Linked DNA regions of Homo sapiens: region 1 is linked to region 2. The links are chromatin contacts, found by Hi-C or POLR2A ChIA-PET in ENCODE. All regions are on one chromosome and are shown on one strand. Each heading gives the region's core, a stretch centred on a gene start or an enhancer-like site at or near the end of the contact. The rest is flanking DNA. Distances are from core to core; before and after follow the strand shown. Region 1 holds the start of KLRD1 (killer cell lectin like receptor D1). Region 2 has its middle 32 kb from the start of CD69.

The links. Hi-C counts contacts between places; a loop is a spot of excess contacts on that map. ChIA-PET counts read pairs that join two places held with the same protein, here RNA polymerase II (POLR2A). Pooled maps may share reads with other maps.
Region 1: a loop to region 2 is called in a pooled map, with 2.6 times the contacts of the local background. The contact joins the promoter of KLRD1 here to the enhancer-like site in region 2. A Hi-C loop is called at or near these places in 5 of 50 pooled maps. POLR2A ChIA-PET finds 5 or more read pairs at or near these places in 2 of 52 experiments (H1 and activated T-cell).

What each region holds. Positions count from the first base shown.
Region 1 is chr12:10,305,814-10,309,502 of GRCh38, reverse strand. It overlaps KLRD1 (killer cell lectin like receptor D1), which reads right to left and starts at 1,633. Exons shown (of 6, transcript NM_002262.5): 1 at 1,419-1,633; 2 at 23-115. The coding sequence starts at 1,425.
Region 2 is chr12:9,791,275-9,794,789 of GRCh38, reverse strand. No RefSeq gene overlaps it. Among named protein-coding and RNA genes, the nearest start is that of CD69, 32 kb to the right of the region's middle. Within about 2 kb of position 1,394, at least 3 of the 41 ENCODE cell types and tissues checked have a DNase peak (open chromatin) inside an H3K27ac peak, as active enhancers do.

The DNA.
Region 1 (3,689 bases), core at 384-2,883, 510 kb before region 2:
AGACTTGCTTAGAAAAACTTACAATTTTTCAACAAAATTCCCAACGTAGACATCAACGAAAGGCATATTATCCCTAAGGTCCCAGAAATTAACCTCCACAGAGTGGTCTTAAACACTGTAGAGAAAGACAGACAGAGTAATGACTTAAAGAGCAAACTCAGGAGCTGAGTTCTTAAAAGCAGAAACTAGTGACGGAGAATCCACAACATTCTTTCATTTGATAACGGAGTCATCTTGCCAATAAAACACTGAAGACTTTCCAATCGGGACTTCACCCAATACCAACATTTTTATGTGATGTATCTTATTCTTCAGGAAGATTATTCAAACATTTTCTTCTCTACCAGCTCTGTTGCAGTAAAGTGAATTTACCATTTATTTTAAATTGGCAGAGGTGCTTAAAGATCTGGAGGTAGAAGATATTAACAAGCACCACGTTGTGTTTTATGGACTTACATAACAGGCATTTATTTTTATTCTCTCAACAAAATCACAAGATAGATAGTATGGTTCTCATTACATAGATGAGAAAACATAAGGTCCAATAATAATGTTATTTTCTCAAGGTATCAAAGCAAGTAAGTATCCAAGTCAGAAATCACATGAAAGTGTGTCTAGCTCAAGAATCTTTCATTCAACGTAGTCTACCATTGTCACAATAATACTAGTTGAGAGTATGCCCTCTCCTCATCTCAGTGCAGGTTTTGCTCTGATAAATGTCTAGCTGCTCATTGGTTCGTAGAGATATTATAGGGAAAAGAAGACATAGGAACATTCTGGACTTGGTGTGATAACTGATAACAAATTGATGGGTAACAACTTTGAGGCCTGGCTTCATTTCACAGTATATTGAACATACATAAACAATCCTTTTTCCCCTAGAACATTCCATTTGTTCATACTCAAAATTACTTGCTTTTAGGCCTTTCACCTAAAACATTTCAACATTAGGAGATTCTGTGCTAACGTGAACACACTCTCAAAGAGTGATGTCATTAACAACAGTACAATGTGTCAAACTGTTCATTTGTGTAATTTTTGGATGTCACAACATAAATAGTCAATTAAAACCTTTTCAGCATTGTGTCATTAATATTTGGCATTTTCTATTGCTATACTAGAACACTGTTGCTCACAATTTAACCAGGCTAAAGTTCAGTTCTCACTCAGAATTTAAAGGTAGCCCTGTCAGAAACCACTCTTCAAACCTGTGGAAAAAACTTCATGAAATCATGTCTAAGTTATACAATGAAGAATCAGGAAAATATAATGAATGTGGAAAGTGCTAATGCATGAAAATCCTAAAAACATCCACTGTTAATCATGTCCTTTTCTCTTAAAGCATTACCCCAAAATCAGCCAATCCAAGAAATAGCTTTTCTGGTTATTTTTAATTTAGTGACTGAAATCACACATACCTGCCATGAGAAATTATGTTCCAAGAGCGAAGTAGAGAAGGCACGATGTGTACTTTTTCAGAAAGAACAGCGTTGAATTGTTGAAGCTGAGCTGGAGATTAAAGAATCTGAAAGTTGAGTATGAAGAAATTTAGCAAAAATAGAGAATGAAAAATTGTGTATTTAAATGATGTTCTTGAATCATCTATTGGTGAGACATGTATTATAGTGTGAATAAGAAGCAGTAGAATCACAAGCCTCTGAAGTGTTCCAGGAACCACAATACAGGAAATTCTCACAGTACTTTTGCAATATTAACACTTTGGCAAGGACTAAAGAAGGTGAGAGGAGGTCAGAGGGAGTTTTGTTGCTGTTTTGTTTTTTATTGTTTGAAAATCAAATTCATTTTAAAGGGTTATCTGGAAAATGAAGGAAATGATGGGCAAACCAAAGGTAAATTTACTTAGCATAACAAAATTACTTACAGAATTTTCCTCTTTTAATAATAAACATTTATTATTTACCTTGTACTTAACACAATTTAAAGCACTTGGCATATCTTAGCTCATTTATTTCTGTAAATGGCTTGATAGTAAAGATATATAAATATCTTCAATCTATCAAAGAGAAAACTGAGGCATACAGAGCTAAGTAATTTGCCCAAGGTCACATAAATTGGGATTTCCATGTCTCACTCTGTTCTTCTGATCTCTACCTAATTATCCTGGCCACGACAGGCAAAGTTCAAAAAAGTAGAACTGGATGGGTTTCCCACTTGGACGCCTCATTCACGTTAGCCTTAAAAGCTTTTTTCAACACCTCAATTTTCATTTTCTTAAAGTTCTTTAAGCACGACTTCAGCTTCTTTATTTTCCTTATTTTTACTAATACATTATTATATTGTTTAGTGTGTTATCTAATTCAGATACTATACTGATACTTCGATATACACTTTTTCATCTACAGAAGAGTAACCTTGTTAATAGGAATATCAAATGTGGAACAGGTCAAATTTCCAATGTGGAAGAGATTGGCTATAATAAGAATCTTGAAAGGAGAGATTTCGATCCATGATTTAGTATCTGGAAATACAATCTACCATGCACCCCCATACAAAAGCAGACACTCAAATAAACGTTTTGTGTATTATATTTTGTATATTGTTTATGTTCAAGCATTATAATATTACTATAGATAAACCCTTTTGTAAAAGATGGGCTTTCAACCAACAACAGAAAAAAATGAAAGAAAAGACTACTTTGACTTCTCAGTTTTTATGAAGTCAAAACTTTCCATCTTTTCAGTTTGCATTGTGTGCCTAGAGCTGCTTTCATTGCACCAACAAATTTGTTGAGCTATAAATCCTCACTGAAGAATATAAGCGTAAAATCTACTTCATCCAGACTGTATGCAAATCTTAGTTGAAGTGATTTATTTAAAAATCCTTTGCTTACTTGAAATCTATTCATTTTTAGTGTTAGAAAAAGCTGGTCTGGAAGAAACCTGTCTGATACTATTTTTCCCCCATGTAAAATTGCCTCAAAATATAGGAGATTAGGGGTTTGCTTTTAGTTTTTCTCTTGAGAGAGTACAAATTTATGACAGAATGTGCAATAGGGATTATTACTACACTTTCATTACTAACACAACCACCTTTATTTGGAAGTTAGAGGTTCTAAGTTTTTAGAACCCTGTTTGGTGAGAATACGTCCATCAGTCATTGTCCTTTTTTTCATCTTAGTTCACTGACTTAGAAATAAAAATCCAACAAATACAAGTTTACTTCAAGAACTCCAGGCTTAAATATTTAAGATACCTAAACACACACACACACACACACATACACACACACAGTAAACATATATGTATATACCTCTTTAACTCTTTCTGAGCTGCCAACTCTGATTGTTCTTTTTTTGTTTGTTTTTGTTTGTTTGTTTTTTGAGATGGAGTCTCTGTCACCCAGGCTGGAGTGCAGTGGCTCACTCGGCTCACTGCAAGCTCCGCCTCCCGTGTTCACGCCATTCTCCTGCCTCGGCCTACCGAGTAGCTGGGGCTACAGGCTCCCGCCACCACGCCCAGCTAATTTTTTGTATTTTTTTTTTTTAGTAGAGACGGGGTTTCACCGTGTTAGCCAGGATTGTCTCGATCTCCTGACCTCGTGATCCGCCCGCCTCGGCCTCCCAAAGTGCTGGGATTACAGGCGTGAGCCACCGTGCCCGGCCTCTGTTCTTTCTATTTATTTTTGTACGTAGACAGGTGAATGATTTCCATGTACTGTATCTCTCCCAC
Region 2 (3,515 bases), core at 145-2,644:
AAAACAAAGGGGTGAAAAGGGCTTCTTCAGAGAAATGACTAGTGACATAGAAGAAAAGTTTCATGCAAGCCAAACTGAGAGAGAGAAACAGAAAGAGAAAGAAATGGAAATCAAGATGAAAACAGAGAACCAGTCATTAGTTTTGTAAAATGAAGGTCATTGGTGGTCTTGACAGGAATAGTTTAGGGTGCAGTACTAACTACAAAAGCCTGTTTCAAGTGGGTTATGTTTTTTAAATGAGACATTTCAGCATGATTTTTTATTTCCCCAGCTAAATACACCTATTAAGGTGCAGGTGTAGTGTAATCAGAAAAGTAGATTTAATTGCTGGGGAATTATATAAGCCAAATTATATTAGTCAAATCACACAGCTGTGACAAGAGACAGTAATTTCATCATTGTCATGATACAAAGGTGATTCCGCTGTTACTAACAGGATTTTACAATCCCAGCCCACTTAGTGCTCATATAAACACAGATATTTTAAGAAAAACAATTTGTTGCTTCACTGAAATTCAAGGTACGTTGGGTTCTATATTTATTCTTCTTATTAATGTTCTCATTTTATCTTCTTTTAAATTAATTCAATTATTTGCTAGTTTGACATATTTTGTATTAGGCTTTTCTTATACTAAAAAGTGTAACAAACTATGACAATAACCTTGAATGAAATTGTAAACCGCCAATACCTCCAAAAATACCCTTGAAATTTGTAACTTCTTGTTTCTAAGAAAAGAAGTTAAATTGACTTCCTATAAATTACATAGTTTTGTGGTGAAATGAAGAGAAACGTGTATAGGAAACAGATGCGTAGGAGTTACTTCCTTATTTGGTTGCAAATGAATTCTGAAGTTTCGAAGAAAGGTAGAAGGTGAGTTTTCCTAAAACCAGGACATTCAAAAACCGTTCCAACATCCAAAGCAAGACTGAGAAGTATATTTCCTACAACTGGTTTATCACACGGCTCCTTAGCCCCTTTATTAGAACTTTTCCTTTTATCACCTTGTGTAATTGTGTAATCATATTATTTTATGATCACTTTTTTTGCAGGTAAAATGCTTTATTTATAAGGCTTATATGTATAAAATTCAACTGTAGACACACAGGTCGGAGACTATGTTAATTCATTTTTTATCTCCCATGGTTCTTACTTTCCTGATATTCATCGTGAAGCATGGGGCAATAGTACTTTTTAGTATTAACATGTAGGTAAACAAAGATATTTCCTATTTTATGCATCAATTTAATATTTGATATGTTCTGCTGTACTTCTGGATACAAAGTGCTCCTTGATTTTATCATTCAATTCCATTTGACTCAGTACACCTATGACTCAAACCAACCATGTGGTCAATGGAAAAAACACAGAGATACGGCCTTAGCCACTATAGTCAAAGGTATACATTTTGTCTTTACAGCCACTTTCCTGTCTATTTCTTTGGAAAAAATCATTTGCCTACATAATATGGTCCTGGGAGGTTTTCAGTCAGAATATACCATCCTCCTGGTTGAAATGATTACTTTAAAAATGGCAGATGAAGCTTCCAATGCAATAAAATATTGATCTACATACTCTGATGACAGTAAATAGAACTATGTTTGCTTTTTATCTGTATGACTCATGTTTATGGTTTCCTACAAAATGTTCATTTCTGTGTGTTTATCAGAGAGTCAAAACATTCCTTATGATTATCCCCCAAAAAATGCCAGATGCAAGGAGTTGGAGGAGCAGATCTTGTTGAGATACAGGCTGCAGAGAAATTCCGTTTGCTCATTCTTTTGTAGTATTGATTGGTATGGCTCTTAGGGAGTAAAATGATATGTATCATCCAAAAAATAAATACATCAAGAATGATATCCCAATTTTTTGCTAGGATTTGTCCCCAAATTTCTTCAGGCTGTGTTACAGGTCAGGTTCCTCAAAAACAGACTCTCAGATGAAGGATTACATAAAGGATGTTAAGTACCTGTGGATGAGAAAGAAAGGATTGGGCAAAGGCAGATATTGAATTGTGATGCAGTAACACAAAGGCTTCAGCTAACAGTATAGGGAGCTCTGGAGGTGAGTGCCCTTTCAAGTTTATCTTGATATAAGGCAACAAGTCCAAGCTTTTATACTCCCACACGAACCAGCCGTTTGATACATCTGGCACTGGGAGAAAGTGTGACTTTGAGAAGGCACTTCTGTTTAGCTGAGAGCCATACAAGGAAGATTCAGTTGAAAGCTTCTGACTCCCAGGTGCTGAGACAATGAGGCTTCAGTCCAAAGTGGAGACACACCATTGCACCCATTGTAAATGGAAAACCAGTTTTTAAATCAAAAGATAAGGAAGACATATATATATATATACACACACACACACACATATATATACATATATACACACATATATGCAGATAGATAGATAGATAGATGGATAGATAGATAGATAGATAGATAGATAGATAGATAGATAGATAAATTTTCCTGATCAGACTCCTTTGCTTAGGGCTAGCAGCATATATCCAAAAGTCCATTAAAATATCCAACTCAATCTCCCACATATTCCAGAAACAAAAGTGATCATTTTGATTCTTTTCTAAATCTAATTTTACCCCCTAATTTCTGACTCATTTGAAAGAATACTGCCCACAGTTTTAGGAATCAAAGCATGAAGGCCATCCTTGACTCTCTGTCTGCATTTTTTTCTGATTAAATGACCCTACCTAATAAATCATAGACTGTAATGACTAGTAATGTCTTTAATTCAACAACTTTCCATCATCTCTACTTCCACTGCATTGGTCTTAAAGGCAGTCATCTCTCTATGGTATCCCTTTATTCCAGTTCATCTTGCACCTGTTAGACTGAGTAACTTCCAAAAATTGCACCTGTTAACTTCCAAAAATTAATATCTAATTGCAATTTGTCCCAAATTTATAAGAATTTATTACTTTCTTTCTGCACTTAGAATAATTCCAGACTATTTAACAGCATTGATTTCACCCTGTAATCTGGCTTTGTCTCTTGTTCCATTCTTCAGTCTCACTGTAGTGGACCATTCTTTCTCCCATCTCTAAGACTTGTACATTTTACCCTTGTCTACAAAGTTGTTGTTGTTGTTGTTTTTCCTCTGCCTTATTCACCTGGAAAACTGTCTCATCTTTCACTTCTCAGATTAAATATTTACATAATTTTATAGAATGCCACCTTGAGAATAAATTCTCCAAGATGTGTTCTACATGCCCTCATAATTACCTGCTTAATTGTCTTGCCAGACATGAGCAGAAACAGTGGAATAAAGACCTACAAAAAGCTATTCCTTCATAAAATCAACAAGAACATTGACAAAAACTGTCAAAACAAACTTCCTCAGAATACTGTGAATTAACCAAAGACTTGCAAAAATCTGGCAAGCATTTACTCAAGAAAATAGGTGAATTTAATTGAAAACAGTGACCTTTGTGGAGATTTAACTTGCTCTATTCCTATTCCGTATTCCTCAGCTTCACAGTAGCCTTGAAAAACTATAGTA